Linked DNA regions of Homo sapiens: region 1 is linked to region 2. Evidence: chromatin loops called from intact Hi-C (ENCODE). Cell type or tissue: MCF 10A. All regions are shown on one strand. Each heading gives the region's core, and the rest is flanking DNA. Links, peaks and the distances in the headings are about the cores only.

What was found. Hi-C counts contacts between places; a loop is a spot of excess contacts. Peaks named below come from ENCODE experiments on the same cell type or tissue, not always from the same donor. Only the 100,000 strongest peaks of a DNase experiment are listed, where the experiment ranks them.
Region 1: it touches region 2 in a loop (11-fold over the local background); 17 of 110 quality-filtered maps call a loop at or near these places.

Annotation. Positions count from the first base shown.
Region 1 is chr13:32,645,979-32,656,761 of GRCh38, forward strand. It overlaps PDS5B (PDS5 cohesin associated factor B), which reads left to right. Exons shown (of 35, transcript NM_015032.4): 2 at 2,776-2,902; 3 at 5,826-6,029. The coding sequence starts at 2,795. Among named protein-coding and RNA genes, the nearest start is that of PDS5B, 65 kb to the left of the region's middle. RefSeq lists an enhancer at 193-302 and a silencer at 4,924-5,013. In MCF 10A, for the core only: a CTCF peak has its summit at 4,956 (motif pointing left); a DNase peak (open chromatin) is centred at 4,943.
Region 2 is chr13:33,537,921-33,548,703 of GRCh38, forward strand. It overlaps a transcript of STARD13 not described here. Among named protein-coding and RNA genes, the nearest start is that of LINC02344, 210 kb to the left of the region's middle. RefSeq lists enhancers at 4,887-4,986, 5,087-5,196. In MCF 10A, for the core only: a CTCF peak has its summit at 4,911 (motif pointing left); DNase peaks (open chromatin) are centred at 4,631 and 4,891.

The DNA.
Region 1 (10,783 bases), core at 2,963-7,962, 890 kb before region 2:
TGTGTGGGTGTGTGGGTGTGTGGTGTGTGGTGTGTGGTGTGTGTTGAGACAAGGTCCACTCTGTCATTCAGGCTTGAGTGCAGTGGTGTGATCATGGCTTGCTGTGGCTTTGACTTCCTGGGCTTAAGCAGGACTTCCACCTCAGCTTCCCGGGTAGCTGGGACCACAGGTGCACACCACTATGCTTGGCTAATTTATTTTTATTTTTTGTAGAGATGAGGTCTCACTGTATTGCCCAGGCTGGTCTTGAACTCCTGGGCTCAAGTGATCCACCTGCCTTAGCCTTCCCAGATGCTGGGATTACAGATGTGAACCATCATGCCCATCCAGATGTTTGTAATGTTAATCCATATTATTGTGTGAGGCAATGATTTATTCTCTCATGGCTGTGTTTTTTTTTTTTTTTTTTTTTTTGCCCCCATTGTATGACTATACTACAAATTGCTATTCATTCTAGTGTTGATGGTCATTTGTGTTTTCTGTTTTGGCAACTGAATGGTATTGCTGTGAACATTTTTTTATATGTCTTACGGTGGACAAACTATACGTTTCTATTGAGTAAATACCACAGAGTGAATCTGGGGCCTATTTATCTTTTTTTTTTTTAACTTGATATTTAGCTTAACGGGTTTTAGTGTTTGCATGACATAATTTTCCATCCTTTTACTTTCAGCATGTATCCACTTTTTTCATTGTCTTTTAAGGTGTTTATGTTGAAATTTAAAAATCTTTTCTTTTAACCTGATTGTGTATATTACATACACATATAGTACTTAGTATGTGCTAAGCAATGTTGTAGGTACTTTATATATAAATACTTACACCTCTTAGTTTTCATTTGGCTAATTTGCCCTTATTTTACTCTGCACTTAAAAATTATACTCCTTGGTTGTAAACTTCTAGATTTGCAGTTATATTCTTTCTCTGCTTTGAAGATAACATTTTGCTGTCTTCTGGCTTATGTTGTTGCTGTTGAGAAGTCACCTGTTAGTTTAAATGCTATTCCTTTCAAGGTACTGTGTGTGCTCTAAATTTTGTTTGTTTTCTGGAATTATTATTATTTTAAATTTAACCCTGTTTGGCTTACTGAATTTGTAGGTTGGTATTTTATGATATTCTCTGTAGGTATTTGGCCTCTGCTTCAATCTAGTCCTTCTGGTACTCTCATGAATCCCATGAGTGAATCTCTCATTCTTCTCTCTCTATAACTTCCATGAATTGTAGGCTACATTTAGGCCTTTCTATCCTTATGTATTTCAGGTGTATGTTTCACTGTGTTGCACTCCGGATAATTTCTTATGACCTTTCTTTCACTTCATTCTTTCTTTTTTGAGACAGGTGGAATGCAGTGGCGCAATCTCAGCTCACTGCAACCTCTACCTCCTGGGTTCAAGCAGCTCCCCTACTGCAGCCTCCCGAGTATCTGGGACTACAGGGGTGTGCCACCACACCTGGCTGATTTTTGTATTTTTTGTAGAGATGGGATTTTGGTATGTTGCCCAGGCTGTTCTTAAACTTTGGAGCTCAAAGTTTAAGCTCAAAAGGCCTGCCTTGGCCTCCCAAATGTGCTGGGATTACAGGCGTGAGCAATCCCACCTGGCCTTTAATGGTTTTTCGTATCTGCGAATACATTGACCTGTTGAATTTTCAATTTCAGTAATTGTATTTTTTCATTTTTAGAAGTTCTATTTAAAAAAAATCTTCTAGTTTAGTCTTTATAATTTTTTTTGTTTCCTGTAGATATTTTTGGAATTGTCTTTTATTTCTTTAAGATTATAGTAGTTTTACAGTCTTTGATAGACACAAAAATTGTGTCTGTTTTTGTTGTGTGGTATTTCTGCTGGTTCTCCCTCATAGTTGCTTGGTTATTTTTGACTTGATACTTGCTCATTGTTCTAGAAACATCATAGTGGGGATTCTTTGATACTTAGGATGAAGGCACCCTTCTCTAGGCAGGACTTGGATTTACTTATGTTAGGTGCTTGGGGCTGTTATTAACCAGGGGTCTGTGAGTTCATGTTTTGAGATTCTCTGGGCCACTTAGGTCATGTCAGCCCCAGCAAGTGTGCAGGCCCATGGCCAAAACTAATTACCTGTTCCTTCCCTGTATTCATGTTGCCTTTCTCTGTTTAGCACCAAGGCAGCCTTCTCAGCGGTTCCCTCTAGGGGGTGGGGCTGGGGAAAAGAGGTGTTCATTTCTAGTTTACCCTCTCCTTTGCAGGTATATCTTCTTTGGGTAGGGTGGTGGCCTACATTAATGTCAGGAGAGTTTCCTATTTGACTGTCTGCCTTGATATGTTCAGATTTACTTCTGTTCCCCTTGCCCTATAAGACCATCAAAACTGAATCCCACATTTGTCAGAAATGAAAAATGCTTTCAGAGTATAAGTAGCTATAATGTCCCAGTGTTCCCACTTACTTCCCTGGATTCCTATTTTCTCTTAGGTTTTAGTTTGAGTACTTTGTGGTGCTTTTAAAAAGTATTTATTTTTTATTTTTCTCTAGCTTACTATTATTATTATTATTTTTAGTTGGAGGGTTAGGACAAATAACAAAGCTTGCCACTGAGGAAATGAAAGTAAAAATAAGTTTTGTTTTTCTAAAAATAATTTGGGGAAATGTTCAATAGAGTGATTTTCATTAAATGGTAAAGTAAATTACTATAAATTAGGAGGTAGTTACAAATTTTGGTTGGTGGGGAAGGTTACCATTTATGTTTGTTAAGAATGTTTATATCTATTTTTTGGTTTGCATCTAATAGTTTTCTTGTTTCAGGGGTAGAAATATTTCTGTCATGGCTCATTCAAAGACTAGGACCAATGATGGAAAAATTACATATCCGCCTGGGGTCAAGGAAATATCAGATAAAATATCTAAAGAGGAGATGGTGAGACGATTAAAGGTGAGTAAAATTCTATTCTTTTTTACATCTGTGTAGGGCAGAGGTCCCCTGTGGAAATCACATGGGGCTATAATGTATCTTGTTGGGGTAACTTAAAAAAGCAAAGCAAAGCAGCAAATGGCATAGAAAAGATCTAAGGGAGTAGAGTATATAAGGTACAGTGGGGATTATTTGGCTATGATTAAAGGGACAGCAATTAGGTGAAGCTTAGATTTTCTAGGATCTCCTATACTTGGGTATAAAGAACAAGTCTACAATACTCATATTCCTTATTGTCTATACAAAGTTGTCTCCTTTCTTCTATATAGTTTCTAAAGACAACCACTTTAAGGGAGTTTTAGGTCTTTATACTGAGTAATTAGGCTGTGTACTACTTTCTTGTAAGTTATTTTCAAAGTAGGTCAAAGGGCTTCACTTTAAGCTTCTTCCTCTGCTTCTGACATGTAGTAATGAATCAAGATTGCTGGTGAACTTCTATGGATGAGGCTAGGGCCTCTTCATATGTGTTTGAATAATATTTTCACCTTTTCCTTTAGGGTGGTGGTGATCTCTGTAATTGTTAAAATGGATAAAGAAGCATAGTGTTCAAGGAGAATGTTAAGCTGGTCTATTAGTTAGTTTAGATGGTCTTTATTTTTGAGCATTTCCGATCGAGGTTGTATCTACCTAGATATTTATGTTGCTTGATATATTATTATTTATCTGGATGTCAGGGCTGAAAAATGTTCCCAAATTAATCATTGAAGATCCAGGGGCTTAAAAACAAATACTCTTCTTTATTGCTACATGGTGTATAGAATTTTTATAAAGAGAAAAAGATGCTAATACTATCATAAATTTCACATAAAGTCTTAATATTGTACATGTATGTGTTTATACTTAAAGTATCAGAATGTCAGATATCAGATGTTTATTCAAAGGAAAATCATCTTTGAGCAGATTAAATTTACTAATAGGTGGATATTTTATCTAGTTGGGAACTGGTGTGTATTTTATTAAGAATAGTCAAGCTATGAATCCCTTCTATATATGACATGTTTCATTTTCTATGTATTTACCTTCTCTTGACCTATTGCATTTTTAGAGAAACTAATACATTTATTACCTTATATTTGTTTATACTAAGTGAGCATTCCTGTTGTTTGTTGAGAAACTAATCTTGAACTCAGAGCCTACACTTAAAACTGATCAGCATTAGTGTCTTTTAGAGATGTTATTTTCTCAGATTTCTTTCCTAATTTGGAGGACTCATGAGTTATTAATGAGTTTTATAACAGCATTTGAGTTGTAGACAGTAGTGAGGAATTCCCATTTTCTGGACCTTGAACAAACTTTGTGGTTATTGTTGGTGGAATGATTGCCTCAGTACTCATATTTAATGTTTGTAATATGCTTTCATTATTTTGTAGACATTTATGTCTAGCAGTAATCCAGTTATACTTTTTTCTCATTTATTTTCCTAATTTATAGTTCCATTTTTAGCATCCTCCTTCTTAGAAAAATATGAAAAAATTATGTAGGATGATATGTACAAATACCCATGTAAGTTTTATACATTATAACAATTTGTTAACGTGTAAGGTGATACTGTTTATAAAATTTTTTTTCCTGTAACATTTTATTCAAAATATGCTTAATCTCTTATCTTTTGTTAAGAGAGCTACAGAAATAAATAGTTACATGCATGCAGTTCTTTTTTACCCTTTGTGGTTTTTCCTAAACATATAGGCAATCAAAGCATAAATCTTAAAAGTAATAAAATAAAAAAGCTAAAAGACCCAGACATCATACCCTTAATCTAAATGTAGTGCCAGGTTGCAAGGATTAGTCTACTGTTGGTTCTGGTATCTGGCATAATAGAACTGAGAGGCTGCTCTGTGAGGAGCAGTGTTTTCCACAGCTGCTCTGAGAATTCAGTAGAAATCGAGCCATTTGTTACTCAGAAGTCTAGCTGGATGGCAAGTGGAAATCGTTGCAGCATAAAGGACCAAGACATTTAACATTGATACTTTGTGGCCAGCCCCACTTGTTGCCTAGTATTTGCAGCACCACCTAGTGGATGCTGGATGGTCACCTTTCCATTGGAGTTGTATTTAAATGTCAGTTCCTGTCAAGTTAGGCAATTTTGTTTCATTTAAAGTAGGAATAGTGCAGACTGAGATCATCATTGTAATTACTAATATTGAAATCAGAGAAAGCTCTTCTGAGAATTCATGGTATACCATTCTATTTTCTATTCACCTTTTATAGAAATATTTTTGAAAAAAGAACCATTTCTTTTAGCTTCCTTTGTCTTAACTCACATGTGCAACTGAATTAATGAATTATCCACATCATATTCTCTTTTACTGCCACACAAGAAATATTTTGTTGGATGCCGTGGTAGATACTTCATAGTAGCTTTTCAGTGTTGAGGGATGCATCTTTGACATCCTTTCTTAAATAAAACCATGTGACTGGAGTGGTTTAATGACTTAAATGGAAAATTAAATTGTCATCTTAGGGTTTTCTTTAGGCATATACTTTTTCTTCTCATGAAAGGATTAGAAATATTATTTTTAAAAAAGATGGTATTCTTAAGGACATACTCCTTTTAGTCCAGTTGTACAAGTGAGACCAGAAGTTTCCACAAATATTCTATTGGAATTCTTCCAATAATGACTACTACATAAGGGCAATTTAATCTTTAAAAATCTGGTTAGCAGATATTTTGGGTAAATGAAAAAATATTTTAGTAAGTCTTTTAAATAGAAGTTTACTTTGTAGTTTTAGGAGAATTGTGTTCTCTCAAATAGAGACTTTCTGCAGAAAAATGAAAGTATATTCATTTGAAGTTAACCTTAGCAATTAACATGACCTTTATTTCACATGACTGTAGTTTTACATGGAGCATTTCATTATTTGATTTTTTATTTTTGTATAGATGGTTGTGAAAACTTTTATGGATATGGACCAGGACTCTGAAGAAGAAAAGGAGCTTTATTTAAACCTAGCTTTACATCTTGCTTCAGATTTTTTTCTCAAGCATCCTGATAAAGATGTTCGCTTACTGGTAGCCTGCTGCCTTGCTGATATTTTCAGGATTTATGCTCCTGAAGCTCCTTACACATCCCCTGATAAACTAAAGGCAAGTACTGATTTAAATAACTCCAAGATTGACCGATACTTTGATTTATCTTTCTAACTAAAATGGGAGTTAAGGTATTTAGATGATTTCCTTGGATTCTTTGACATTAGCTACAGTAATCTTTTGCTAAACTTAATGTTTTTTTTTTTTTTTAGAACTTATTTTTGAAAAACTTTCTGGTCTTGAGGTTAAGAAGTAGATTAATACAGTGTGTATTTTTTTTATATCATGTCATCATTAGCTCTGTTTCTTTCATTATAATTTTGGGGGCAATTCCTTTTCACTTTTGAAAATCCATATTGAAGACCATGGCCATTATTTAAAACATAATACCTAGTATAAACATGAGTTTATAATATATAATCCTCATTTATTTAATGGAAGGTGTGATATAAATTGTTATATTTGTGTTATAAATTGTGTTATACATTGTTATGAAGAAAATACAGGCCAGGCGCAGTGGCTCAGGCCTGTAATCCCAGCACTGTGGGAGGCCGAGGCAGGATGATTACTTGAGTTCATGAGTTTGAGGACAGCTTGGGCAACATAGCAAGGCGTTGTCTCTACTTTAAAAAAAAAAAAAAAAAAAAAAAGGAAATTAGCCTTGTGTGGTACTGTGCACCTGTAATCCCATAACTACTTGGGAAGCTGAGGTGGGAGGAGTGCTTGAACCCCCGGGGGGCGGAGGTTGCAGTGAGCCAAAATGGCACCACTGCATTCCAGCCTGGGCTGAGTGAGACCATCTCTATTAAAAAAAAAAAAAAAGATTCAGTGAACAAAATTTTAATGGAAAGGTACAAAAGACATGTGGTACTTGGTTACAGTAATTGTAAGTAAAACTATATAAATGCAAAATCTTTAAAAGATGAGAAGGGGAATAGCACGAGTAATCTTTTTAGGAAAATGCTGGTAGAAAGCATGAAGTAATTAGAGTTGTGCAAAAGATACTGAATGTTTATAAGGCAGATCAGGTAGGAATTAAAAACAGCAACAATAAAAGATAATTGTGGAGTCTGGGTGCGGTGGCTCACACCTGTGCACTTTGGGAGGCTGAGGTGGGCCGATCACCTGAGGTCAGGAGTTCGAAACCAGCCTGGCCAACATGGTGAAACTTCATCTCTACTCAAAATACAAAAATTAGCCGGCTGTGTTGGCACATGACTGTAACCCCAGCTACTGTGGAGGCTGAGACAGGAGAATCACTTGAACCTGGGAGGTGGGGGATGGAGTGAGATTGCGCCGCTGCACTCCAGCCTGGCCAACACAGCGAGAGTCTCAGAAAACAAAACAAAAAAAAGATAATTGTGGAAACTATGGGTTAGAGAATGAGTCCATAGAAAGATTATTAATCCACAGTGTGAAAAAATGGCAGGCAATTTATATTTATTTCACTTAATAAGTCTTGCTGTTACTTATGTGTCAGGAACTGGATTTACAGTGGTGAAAAAAACCCAGGCATGGTTCTTGGACTCATGGAGTTCTTGATAACTGAAGTGAGGAATGTGCTTATTTGATCAAGTCTACCACAATTCAAGTAGAGGATGTGCAACCTGTTTTGGGCATGCTTGTTTTAAATTTTGATTGGTGAAAGAATCTTAGGATGAGGGAGGTAGAGGGCAATATTTGTCATTTAAAGGTGGTATTGAATTGTAAGATTTGAGAATGGTCGGAGACTTAAAGTAGATAACATGAGCTGGTCCATGTAGTTGTATACCCAGGTACTAGCTTGATTTCTAAATGTGAATTTCTCATTTGGAGATACTTAATTGGTTTAAGGAATGATTCCATTTGTTTGATAGTGGCTGTGGCTCTCCCGTACTAGATGTCTTGTTGGCATTCTCATGACGAGGAAGTCTAACTTAAGACTGCTACTGTACAATTTATTTATCTCTCTTGGGGATCTTTCAGTTTGCATAATCAAGGACCTATTTCAGGGCTTTGGGGGTAACGAGAAATTCTCCCTAAAGAATAGCTACATATCTGTTCTGTTTCTAACAGGACAATTTATGAGAAGACTGTAAAAGAGCTGAAATTAGGGTCTTTGTGCATTATTCCCTAGCTGAAAAATGTTAAGTATTTGGTTTTTCTGATGAATTTTTGAGTCTTATTCTAAATGCCTCTTTTTTCTTTTTGGGGGATAGTACTTAAAATTACTGACTTTGAGGGTGCTTTCTAAATATTTAAGAGATTTCACTTCGTCTTGATTAGCGGCAAATTCGTATATCTGTATGTCTATATATTTTGTCTACAGTAGTGTTGTATACAGATTAGAAAATTGTGATATTTGAGCCTTACCTTTCCACTTTCAGTTAGTTATTGTCATCAGCAAACCCCTTTTATACAGTTGGCTTCATGTTTAGGCAGTAATTGGTGAGGTTATAAGTGACTGTTGTCTTTCCATCGCTACATAGGGTCAATATGGCGTGTGTACTCTTTCAGCAATCCAGGAAGGGTTCATTCATAGAGAACATATTTTCCACAGTACTACTATCAAAGTAACTTTTTTTGTTTTAAGTAACCTTTTTTTTTAAAAAATTGTGTTTTAGGTGCAGGGGTACATTTGCAGGTTTGTTATGTAGGTAAATTACATGTCATGAGGGTTTGGTGTACAGATTATTTTGTCACCCAGGTAAAAGCATGGTTCCCAATAGGTAGTTTTCCGATCCTCACCCTCCTCCCACCCTCCACCGTCAAGAAGATGCTGGTGTCTGTTCTCTTCTTTGTGTTCATATGTACTCAATGTTTAGCTCCTGGTGATAAGTGAGAACATGTGGTATTTGGTTTTCTCTTCCTGCATTTGTTTGCTTAGGATAATGGCTTCCAGTGGCATCCATGTTGCTGCACAGGACATAATCTCATTTTTTATGGCTGTGTAATAGTCCATGGTGTATATGAAATATTTTCTTTATCCATTTTACTGTTGAATGGCATTTAGGTTGATTCCATGTCTTTGCTATTGTGAATAGTGCTGCTACGAACATATGCATACATGCGTCTTTATGGTAGAATGATTTATATTCCTTTGGTTATATACCCAATAATGGGATTGCTGGGTCAAATGGTAGTCCTGTTTTCAGTTCTTTGAGAAATTGCCAAACTGTTTTCCACAATGGCTGAACTAATTTATATTCCCACCAGTGATGTATCAGCACTTCCTTTTCTCTGCAACCTTGCCAGCATCTGTCATTTTTTTTTTGACTTTTTAACAATAGCCATTCTGACTGGTACGAGATGATATCTTGTTGTGGTTTTGATTTGCATTTCTCTAATCAGTGATGTTGAGCATTTTTTCATATGCATGTTGGCCATACGTACATCTTCTTTTGAAAAGTATCTCTTCATGTTCTTTGCCATATATATATATATATTTTTTTTTTTTTTTTTTTTTTTAGATGGAGTTTCACACCGTTGCTCAGGCTGGAGTGCAGTGGTGCGATCTTGGCTCACTGCAACCTCCGTTTCTCAGGTTCATGTGATTCTCCTCCCTCAGCCTCCCCAGTAGCTGGGATTACAGGTGCCCGTCACCACGCCCAGCTAATTTTTGTATTAGTAGAGTGGTTTTACCACGTTGACTGGGCTGGTCTTGAACTCCTGACCTTGTGATCTGCCCGCCTTGGCCTCCCAAAGTACTGGGATTACAGGCATGAGCCACTGCACCCGGCCTGCCCTCTTTTTAATGGGATTGTTTTTTGCTTGTTAATTAAGTTCCTTATACCTTCTTGATATTAGACCTTTGTTCAATATATGGTTTGCAAATATTTTCTCCCATTCTGTAGGTTGTCTCTTAACTCTATTTTGCTGTGCAGAAGCTTTTTAGTTTAATTAGGTCTCATTTGTCAATTTTTGTTTTTGTTGCAGTTGGTTTTGACATCTTCATCATGAAATCTTTGCCAGGTCCTATGTCCAGAATGGTATTTCCTAGGTCATCTTCCAGGGATTTTATAGTTTTAGGTTTTACATTTAAGTCTTTAATCCATCATGAGTTGATTTTTGTATGTGGTTTGAGGAAAGGGTCCAGTTTCAGTCTTCTGCATATGACTAGCTAGTTATCCCAGCACCATTTATTGAATAGGGAGTCCTTTCCTCATTGCTTGTTTTTGTGCTTTTGTTGAAAATCAGATGGTTGTAGGTGTGTAGCATTATTTCTGGACTTTCTGTTATGTTCCATTGTTGTATGTGTCTGTTTTTGTACCAGTACCATGCTGTTTTGGTTACTGTAGCCTTGTAGTATACTTTAAAGTTGGGTAATGTGATGTCTCCAGCTTCTTTTTTTTTTTTTTTTTTTGCTTAGGATTGCCTTGGCTGTTTGGGGTCCCTTTTGATTCCATAGACATTTTAAGGTAGTTTTTTCTAATTTTGTGAAGAATGTTCTTGGTAGTTTGATAGGAATAGCATTTAATTCAGTAAATTGCTTTGGACAGCATGGCCTTTTTAGTAACATTGATTCTTCCTATCCATGAACATGGAATGATTTTCCATTTGTTGTGTCATCTGTGGTTTCTTTGAGCAATGTTTTGTAATTCTTGTTGTGGAGGTCTTTTACCACCTTGGGTAGCTGTATTCCTAGGTATTTTATTCTTTTTGTGGCTTTTTTTTTTTTTTTTTAAAAGACAAAGTCTGGCTCTGTCACCCAGGCTGGAGTGCAGTAGCACAATCTTGGCTCACTACAGTCTTTGCCTCCTGGGTACAAGCAATTCTCCTGTCTCAGCCTCCTGAGTAGCTGGGACTGCAAGCACATGCCACCATGCCTGGCT
Region 2 (10,783 bases), core at 2,518-7,517:
ACTAGGGCATTGCCTAGGAACCCATCTGTGGCAAGGGGGTACCACTGCCAGGAGGCCCCACAAACACCTCTGGAATTAAGACGGAAAGTCACTTCCATGTCTTCTGTGTTGCTTCTGATGTTTAGAAACAAAAAGTATTGACACTAGTTCAGAAAAATGAGCCTATCTTTATTAGCATAAAGACTCTCAGATTACGAGGATTTAAAAAAAAATGACCCCGCCTCTGAACCGTGAAGAACTAGGGAAATCTGAGTAAAATACAAAAAGGATCTTGAGAGGGCAAGATCCCGAAGAAGGGTGCAGAAAATTCTGCCCATATTTGACTCTCTTTTTCCCCTTACCTTATTCATCAATTTGGAAGTTGTTTCAGAGGCTGAGAAGTTACACAGATAATGGCAACTAAGAAGCAGAGAAGCTGAGAAGAGATTGCTTTCAGGAGTCCACTGATTGAGAAAATAAAAATGCGAGTTCAGGGCCCACGAAAGAGGGAAGGCCTAACACCTCGGCTTTTAGCTGGGACACAGAAAGGGTCACCTCAGGAGTAAGAAAGAACCTGAAATAGACGAGACCTAACAAAGTCTAAAAACCAGTTTGAAATAATCTCACTTCCATATTAGATTAAGGTGCTCTGCCCTTAGCCTAGCTTCCTAATAGAAGCAAAAGTAAATCCTACAAATACTTCCATAAAGTAAAAAACACCACTCAGAGCCCAGTATTTTTTTTTTTTTCATAAACAAAGACAACATTTCATAAAGAATTTCTGGGCATACCAGGAAACAGAAGAAAAAGATAATGGAAACAAGATCCACAGATGATCCAAATACTGGAGTTAATGGGCACAAACTATTTAATTTTTTTTTTTTTTTTGAGACGGAGTCTGGCTCTGTGACCCAGGCTGGAGTGCAGTGTTATAATCTCGGCTCACTGCAAGCTCCGCCTCCCGGGTTCACACCATTCTCCTGCCTCAGCCTCCTGAGTAGCTGGGACTACAGGTGCCTGCCACCATGCCGGACTAATTTTTTGTATATTTAGTAGAGACGGGGTTTCACCGTGTTTGCCAGGATGGTCTCAATCTCCTGACCTTGTGATCCGCCCACCTCTGCCTCCCAAAGTGCTGGGATTATAGGCGTGAGCCACTGCGCCCGGCCTTGCATTTATTAATACTAGAGACGTAGAATCTATGCATAAGAAAATTCTAGAACTAAAATAAAATGATTCAACAACTGAAAACTTAAACTAAAAAAATACACTTAGAATAAAAACCATGAAATGTGTTGGAAGAAACTTAACAATGTATGTGCAATACCTGTATGCTGAAAATTACAAACAGAAATTAAAGATCAAAATAAAAGGAGATATATGCCATGTTCATAGATTGGAAAACTCAGTATTTTTAAGATGTCAGTTCTCTCCAAGCTGATGAATAAATTTAACAGAATCCCATTCAAAATCCCAGCAGATGTTTTTAGAAATTGAAATGACAATTTAAAAATTTATATTAAAATGCAAAGGACTTAGAATGGCCAAAGTAATTTTGAGGAAAAAAATACTTCCACTATCTGATTTCAAGACGTATAAAGCTACAGTAATCAATACAGTGTGGGACTGGGTTAAGAACAGACATATTTATCAATGAAATTGAATAGAATAGAAATTCAGAAGATCGGCAGATTTTTAATAAAGGTGCCAAGGTAATTCAATGAAGGATAATCTTTTTAACGAATGCTACCAGAATAACAGGATTTCTATTTTGAAAAATATGACTATCAACCATTATTGTGCCATACTAAAAATTAAGTGGATCGTAAACATAAATAAGATATATTGTGAATCTCAGAAATGAGAGGATTTTATGAACAGCTTTATGCTAATGAATATTTGGATACGTACAAATCCCTACAAATATACAACTTACAAACAAAAGCTGCTCTTTAAAAGACACTTTTAAGAAAATGAAAAAGCAGGCCACAGACTGGGAGAAAAATATTCACAACATATACTTCTGACAAAAAAGTCATACGCATAGTATGTAAATAACTCCTACAACTCAATTACAAACAACTTAGTTTTAAAATGGGCAAAAGTTTTGAACATATACCCACTTAATGGCTAAAACTAAAAACTAAAAATAGCAAGTGTTGGCATTTGATAAAAAGACCTGTCACCCTTTTAAACTATAGTAGTTCCCCCTTAGCTTCAGGGGAAATGTTCCAAGAACCTAGTGGATGCCTGAACCTCAGAGAGTACCCTACCCTAAATATATTATGCACGAATTTCTTTTTCTTTCTTCATAATTTCACAGATAGAAGACTGATTCTTACCAACCACTTGGTTCCTAGTGACCTTAGGTGATTCCTTAAGTCGAGAACTTTCACCTTCCACTTAAAGGAAGCACATTAAGGCTTCTTTTGGCATATCCAAATTGCCAGTATCACTACTATTGGGCCTTGGAGACATTATTAAGGAAAATATAGGTTATTTGAATCCAAGCTCAGTGATATGGTGATAGTTGATAACTGTGATAGTGGATGCTGAACAAAGGGAGGATACACGTTCTGGGAGGCACAGAGAGAGGCAGCATGAGATTTCATCACACTACTTAGAACTTCTAGCAATTTAAAATTTATATTTCTGAAATTTTCCATTAAATATTTTTGGACCTCGGTTGACAGTTGGTAACTGAAACTATGGAAAGCAATACCATGTATAAAGGGGGTTCCTATACAAGGATGTTTGATGAGTGCAGACACAAATAGATTCGATGGTGGGAATACACAAAAATTCTTGGCTTATGCTCACAATTCTTTTTTCAATAAAGTGTGAGGCAAAGTCATTAGTTGAGGAAGTTGATAATTTGAGGAAGGAAAAGAATGAGATATTTGGATTACAGAAGGAAAGGGCAAAGTCAGTAAAGCAAAGGAGTAGGAGAGCTGATCAATATGCAGAGCCAATTTAGGTGTGAGATCACACTAGTCCACCCAACAGTTAACAGGCTGAGCCCAAGCTCAGAAAAGATAAATGCATGCAGGAGTTCATCCATGGTTTGAGTTTTGCCAGGGAAGTGCTAAAAGTGAGGGATAAGAGTTGAGGATATTTGCAAAGGAGTCAATGCCACTATTTCTGAATATATGTGTACTCTTTGAACTGTGAAGGGCTATGTTACTGTAACTTTATAGTATAATGGTAGCAAAATGAAGCAATCCCTCAATTTAAGGTTGGTTATATACGATGTAGAGAAAGATGGGAAAGTCGAAAAAAAAAAGTAAGCAACTAAATGGGATATAGCCAAAGCTGAAGTATGCAATGATGAAATAAACTGATTCCATATTCCACACATTTGATTTTAGGGTCTAAAAGCTATTTTGCAATCTTCCAGATCACTCTTTGAAGACCTATTACAGCTTCAGCTCTGACCTCTTTCACGTGTTTTCTAGTATCTTCCAACATTTTCCCCTTTTCTTCCCCTTTGGATATCCTGCCTCCTTCTTGCCCTATTTCTGACCAATCTTGAATGATATTGCAATATCCCCCTAACTTCTACATAAACAGGTGCCATAGTACTCCTCACGTCACAGCAGCGTTTTTTCCAGTACCAACTACCCAGACTATCAAACGGTTTTAGCAAAAAACAATGAAATACACTTATTTGGCAATTTCGGACAATCTTTCTTATATCCTCCGGCCCACTGCTGTTTCTTTCAAAATATCTACTTAAAAGCCTGTATTCCTTTCCCTCTGGCTTTTACAAGGATTGTTTTTATATAGGCCCTGGACTGCAAAGAGCTTTGAAATCCAGATAAAAGTGTTTACCAAGGCTGAAGAAATTTTCCAGGAGAACTGAGCACTTTGCACAGATGACATTTTTGGAATTAGTTTAAAATTAAACGGAGCGGATGCAGATTCATACAGATTTTATTTCTGCAACACACTTGGTTGTTTCCTTGCAGCATCTAAAAACAAAGCCAATGCACTTTCAGAAACTACTATGGTCCTCCAAAATTCAAAAGTGAAAAAATGACAAAATTTTTCTTTGTAACACATCTGCACAAGAGGCTTTCCTTTAAAATTTGATAAAAGACCAAGGCCACACCAGAAAACACAGAATATAAAACTGTGTATCGACAAAAATTAAAAACTAAACTCCTTAAGAGAATCGCTTGCTAAAAAGTTTAAAAAACACGAAGACATGCTTTCTTAAATAATTTGAAAATGTTTTTGGTTCCACACGAGTAGTCTATTTGTTTGCGTGCCTTTTTTATTCCTTGTGACACCCCTACCTTCTCAGAATAAACACTGAAAGATGAACAGACCGGGGGATCAAGCCGGTTCACTAAGATTTAGAGGGGAAGGCTGGGTCCATCTTAGCACTGAGACCGCACCCAGACTGCATTTGGATCGCTAAGGACTAAGAAAACAGTACAGATCCAGTTTTACCTCTTATACCATTAATTTTCCATAAAGCCTTCCAGAAACCTGACTCACAGCCAGAAACCCAAACCCCGTGGGCGGGATTTAAAACAAAACCCATTACGCCACCATTTCCGCCTTGCCTGCCTAGCAAACGTGCAAACATTGAAAAAGACGCACACGCAGACCGCGCCTACGTCCCCAAAGTGCGCAAGCGCACGGCGAGACCCCGCCCCTCGCCCTCCCACCAAGACGAGGCGCGCGCACCAGCAACCAGGGCCCGCTGGCGCCGCCCCGGGTTTCCGCTCCGGGGCTCGTCGGTCGCCGTTCGGTTCCGGTTCTGGCCCCGCCCTCACGCGGGAACCCTCCAGAAGTCTTAATATCCGGGACCAGAGGCTGGTTGCAGCGCACATTTCCGGCAACGAGCGCAAAGGAAGGGATCCGGTGACGCCTCTTCCCGTCTCCCCAGCGGCCCAGGCTCTGGCTCTCGGTGCGGCAGCGCCATCTGGTGCCGAGTCTCCCGCCACCCGCGGAGGTGGCACGCGCCCTTCTCTCGGAACCTTCCAGAGAAACCGTGGCCCCTGCTTTCCTTTCTCCCGCCCTGGACGGGGAGGGACCCGAGTCTCCGCCCCGCCGAGTTCCCGCGCGGGAGGGACTTTGTGGCGACTCTGAAGCGGAAGCTGCCTGTAGGAGGAGCTTTACAAACCCAAAATGGAGCGGAAACTGTTCTTTCTCTAGTTTTAAGTCCAGAAGAAACGGCGTCCTTTTATTTTTTGCTTCCTTATGCGTTGTTGCTGGGTCATTCTCAGTCTTCCCCGTATCAGTTCTTTAATCTTTGAGGACTGGGACCCTGTATTAATTGCCTGGTAGGAAGATGACACGAGCTTTGTGGCTTACATTGGCCTCTGCTGTAAAAGCTTTTGTTTCCTTTGGCCTATTAAAGCGCTGTTGTAAAAGCCTGCTGTGTATGTTAGGAACCCATCGAGAAGCAGAATGTAGTAATTTGCTTTAAAATAGGCCATGGAAGTTTCAGAAAGGTAGCCTCAGAAATGCTCAATGTAGATTCGTTTGCATGTCACGTTTCTTTTAGATAATCAGAGAAAGGAAAAGTAATTTCCCCAAAGTTAGTAAAATCAACACATTTTCCTTTAATAATGTTCTTTTTTTCCTGTAATCTTGGAGTACTAACAGAGTTGTTCTAAATGTTTTATTGGAATGGTGCTGTGGATATCAAAATATATAATGAAACAAATTTCCTTTAGAGTTTAGATAGCACATGTTAACTTGACTCTTTGATTGTATTTCTCCTATAGTAATGCTTCTCAAACTGGAGCATGCATCCAGATTCTCTAGAAGGCTTGTTAAAACAGATTGCTGGGCCTCAACACCAGAGGTTATAACTGGGAGGGAAGGTCTGAGGATACAGCTGGATTAGTGTAGCTCTAGTAAAATCTCAGGTGATTCTGATGCTGTTGGTACTAGGACCACACCTGGAATAATTTAGAGTTCAGGATTGCTTTGTCAATAATGCTTTTTGCTGTTGCAGGACAGACGGTACTAAAATATACTGGTGATACTAAGCCTGCACAAGTTAGTAGTCCTTTTGACTCCGTGGATGGGAAGTAGTAAACTAAACCCTAGAACCAGTAGAGAGCTACATAAATGTTCACAGATTAAAGCAACCAGTTCATAGAAATGTATTCTGTATATGATCATGTGATAGAGGGTGCTGTAATACCAAGTATACTAAATATTTCAGTTATTATACAGTAATTGTTCTTTAGCTGTTAAATTAGAAATGACTAAAATTAAGGACAAAATAGTTTAAACAATCATACTAATTTTACCCTTTGGAAGATGCCAGGTTTTTTTCAGTCTTTTGCATTTCCTCAAGTTCCCTTGTTTTACGGAATTCTCTACCCCCAGCCCACTCCCATCCCTACCGTGCCATTTATAAATGTACACAGTGCTTACATTATAAAAAATGATCATCTCAGAACTTGTCTCATCTTTTCAGCAGGACTTTTCTCAATTCTGTCAAATTCTGACTGTGCCACTGCCTTTATTGACACAGTAATTAAATCACGCAGTGATTAAAGTGTGCTGCACACTGTAACTTTTGTGCTTGCTACAAATAGAAATACAGATATTGTTAGATAAGTTTATGTTTATGATAATCAGTTCCTAAAATGTAGAAAGCAGTCGGTTTTCTGGTCTCAGTTTTATTTAAATCACTGCTATTTTGTTTACTGGATGTAAGCTTCCCCCTCTCTGCTCTAGCCTGAATGGGCCTTCGTGAAAAGAAGAAAAAAAAGATTGAGAACAACTGTCTTAAAACCATGGTATTTCCCTAATAGGCTAGTACCATGTATTTGGATAATTACTGATGAATCATTTAAATCAGGGAAAGGTGCATGGTTTTGTTTTTTTGTTGTTTTTTCTCTTTTTTTTTTTTTTTTTTTTTGAGATGGAGGCTTGCTCTGTCGCCCAGGCTGGAGTGCAGTGGCCAGATTTCAGCTCACTGCAATCTCTGCCTCCCGGGTTCAAGCGATTCTCCTGCCTCAACCTCCTGAGTAGCTGGGACTACAGGCGTGTGCCACCACACCTGGCTAATTTTTTTGTTTTATTTATTTATTTATTTATTTGAGACGGGGTTTTGCTCTTGTTGCCCAGGCTGGGGTGCAATGGTGCGATCTCAGCTCATCACAACCTCTGCTCCCAGGTTCAAGTGAGTCTTCTGCCTCAGCCTTCCTGAGTAGCTGGGATTACAGGCATGTGCCACCATGCCTGGCTAAAATTTTGTATTTTCCTTAGTAGAGATCAGTTTTCTCCATGTTGGTCAGGCTGGTCTCGAATTCCTGACCTCAGGTGATCCACCCGCCTTGGCCTCTCAAAGTGCTGGGATTACAGGTGTGAGCCACCGCGCCTGGCCTAATTTTTTGTATTTTTAGTAGAGACGGGGTTTCACCGTGTTAGCCAGGATGATCTCGATCTCCTGACCTCGTGATCCGCCTGCCTCGGCTTCCCAAAGTGCTGGGATTACAGGCGTGAGCCACTGTGCCTGGCCCGAAAGGTGAATGTTCTTTGCCTTATTTTAAACTTTATTGTAATAAATTCACTAATGAAGCAGGCAGAGAAGATGTAAAGGACACTTCATTAGTAATGCTATATTTCATATACCTGCTGTATTTTGGGAGCATTATTGCTATCATTTGGTTTGTTGGATCCCTCCAAATCTCACGTTGAAATTTGATCCCCAGTGTTGGAGGTGGGGCTTAATGGGAGATGTTTTCAGACATGGGGGTGGATCCCTGACACAGGGCTTGATGCCCTCCTAGTGATAATGAGTGAGTTTTCTATTAGTTGCTGTCAGAGCTGGTTGTTAAGAGCCTGGCACCTCCCTCCTATCGATTTTCTTGCTGCTTTGTCTTGCTTCCTCGCTTACCATGTGATCTCTGCACATGCTGGTTCTCCTTCACCTTCACCCACAAGTGGAAACAGCCTGAGGCCCTCACCAGAAATAGCTGCTGGTACCATGCTTCTTGTACAGCCTACAGAACTGTGAGCCAAGTAAACCTCTTTTCTTCATAAATTACCCAGCCTCAGGTATTCCTTTATAGAAAAATAAATGGACTAAGACAGTTGTTAAATAACCTTATTTTGTTGACTAAAAGTAATTAGTATTTTATGACATTTATTTATTATGGCTGTTAACATTACAATTTATCCTGGCTAATTTCATCAGTAAACACTCTTATGAAATGATACTGTAGTTTACTTTCAACCAAGAATTGGTTGACTTTGATACAGTAATTAGATTAGGATTCCCACGTCAGATTTTCTTTCAAAAATAATTCCTATTATTATGTGGAAGCCTCCTTTTCTGATTTTTTTCTCTTATTTTCTAAGAACATAATATGTAAATGGATGTATAATGAATATTTGTGGCAAAAAGCATTTGTCTAAGAAGAATTAAGTTGATTCAGCTGTTAAAGGGGTCTTAGTTGTTAGAGCTTTTTGGCGGTTTATTTGCTATAATCAATAGACTTATTAATACTTTTAATTTTAGCCTAATAGTACTAATAGTCACATTTTGACTAACTATTGGGCCAGTTTTTCTTTGTCATTCATTGGTAGTTGAGTCTCTGTAGCCTTTATACTGCCCTATTTTTGGTTTGCCACATTTTAAATCTCAAACTGCCTATAATTTATACTGTTAGTCTTTGGAAATAAGTTTGAATTGACTATTCTGCTAAACTCATTTTAATGACCATGCTCCCTTGTGATGAGCTAAATTTATTTATTATTGTGTTGTCGTATTAATTTTTTTTTTTTTGAGACAGTCTCACTCTGTCGCCCAGGCTGCAGTGCGGTGGCTCAGTCTCCACTTACTGCAACCTCCACCTCCCGGGCTCAAGTGATTCTCCTGCCTCAGCTTCCTGAGTAGCTGGGATTACAGGCAAGATTAATGTTTTTTATTTGTAATCAATTTAAGCCTAATACATGTTCTAATAATTTTTGTATTTCATATATGGATAAATTATAATAATTCTTTTAAAGTGAAAGTATTGATGAGAGATACTTTTTTTTGGAATAGCTCATTTTAAGCCCCTGATACTTGATATGGATAAAATATTTTCAGTGTTTAATAAAATGTTGAAATATATTTAACTTTACTAATTTGAGCCCTGCCAATTATAATACTTTAGAAAAAGTGAAAATATAATAGTACATTTATAAGGCTTTTAAGTATTCACAAAATAGTCATTTCCCAGTAGATGTTTTTCAGCTCTTATGATACAGTGTTTTCTTTTTCTTTTGGCCATGTATTGATCAGAATTAGTCATTAACTTTACTAACAACTGGATTTAGTTTGTCAGCCTTGATGGTTTGGTTACACAGATGTAGCTATTGTGTCAACCCCACTGTTTTAAATATGTTCCTATGCCAGGTGAAATTTGATCCCTTTAAGCAAATTTCTGTTAAACACTTTGTGTCAGTTTCAGTAACGTTTCCCCAATGAACATTCCTACTGTACAAAATTTTACATATGTGTATTTACATATTTATACTTTTTTCACAAATGTGGGAATTTAGGATACTATGTTTGTAAAAATTGGGCAATTTTTCTTGAAGATAATTTTTAAAATTACAGCAAAACATAGGGCCCTGAGAAGAAGAGGTAAAATATATGGAAGAGCAAGTATGTATAGATAATTTTGTAACGTAACCTTGAGAGAAATATAGAAAACTGAGACAACATAAGCCAAAGGAAAGGAATTGGGATGTAAAACCTTTAGGGTAGAGCAGTGCTCTGCTGTGGTCATTTATGCCTTGGCATTAAGTTCTTTTGAATATAAAACAATGCATTTAGAAGGATTTTAAGACTATATCACAGTGCACTGGCATTTTCTTCTTCAATTTTCCAGGGCTAAATAAGGTAATTGAATAATAAAACTTAAAAGCATTTTTCATTTCATGAAGATCCAAGAAAAAATATTTCATAACAATTTTTATTTACAAGAAGGAAAAACATATTCATAAGAATCTTAGATGATTAGTAGGTTAATGAAATAAAAAGTTTGTTAGGAAGAAGGAATACTAGTTATTGAACAATGCCAATTTTTTCTATTTAAAAATATTTAAAATGCCATTAGTTGATTTATTTAATGAGCCATCAGCCTTTATTTTAGATTCACTATAACTCTGATCTCCTAAACCTGCTTTTCCTATCAGGTCTTAAATATTTCATCCCTGCTTTCTTTTACAATATAGTTTTTGGGAATGTAACTATCATGTTGATAAGTAATGCTAGGTGAAGGAAAAAGTTAAAACAACTCCAATGCTAGGCAGTGATATACCATAGAAAAATAAATGAGCCAAAGATAGGGGAAGTGATTTTTTTTGGAGGAAGAAAACAGAAATGAGAACAAGAGGACATGGATGACTGCTGAAAAACTGACCAAGTTCCTCTTCAGTCTTCTAACAGAATTTGGAAGATGTTCTTAGCATGCAACTGTTGGTTGAAAAAAACCCAAATGTACAAGGGCCATCAGTTCTTAAAAGTGGAATAGTGCATAGAAAGCTTATTGACACAACATAGCAGTTTGATGAAATGGACTGAAGCCATTTCTGTGGAGTGGACTCGTGGAAAATGTGATGCCTGATTCATAAAATTGTACACAGTTGAATGTTGCTATATAGGTAAGGTTTTGCAAACTCAGGACTCTCAGGAAACATCAAAGGTATATAGTTGGCACACTTAATTTTAGATATGTGTGATACGTTTGTGATTTTTTTTAAAAAAATATTTCCAGGAATGCTTAAGAAGATTATACCACCTCATGCTATAAAATAAAACTAACTTGGAGAATTC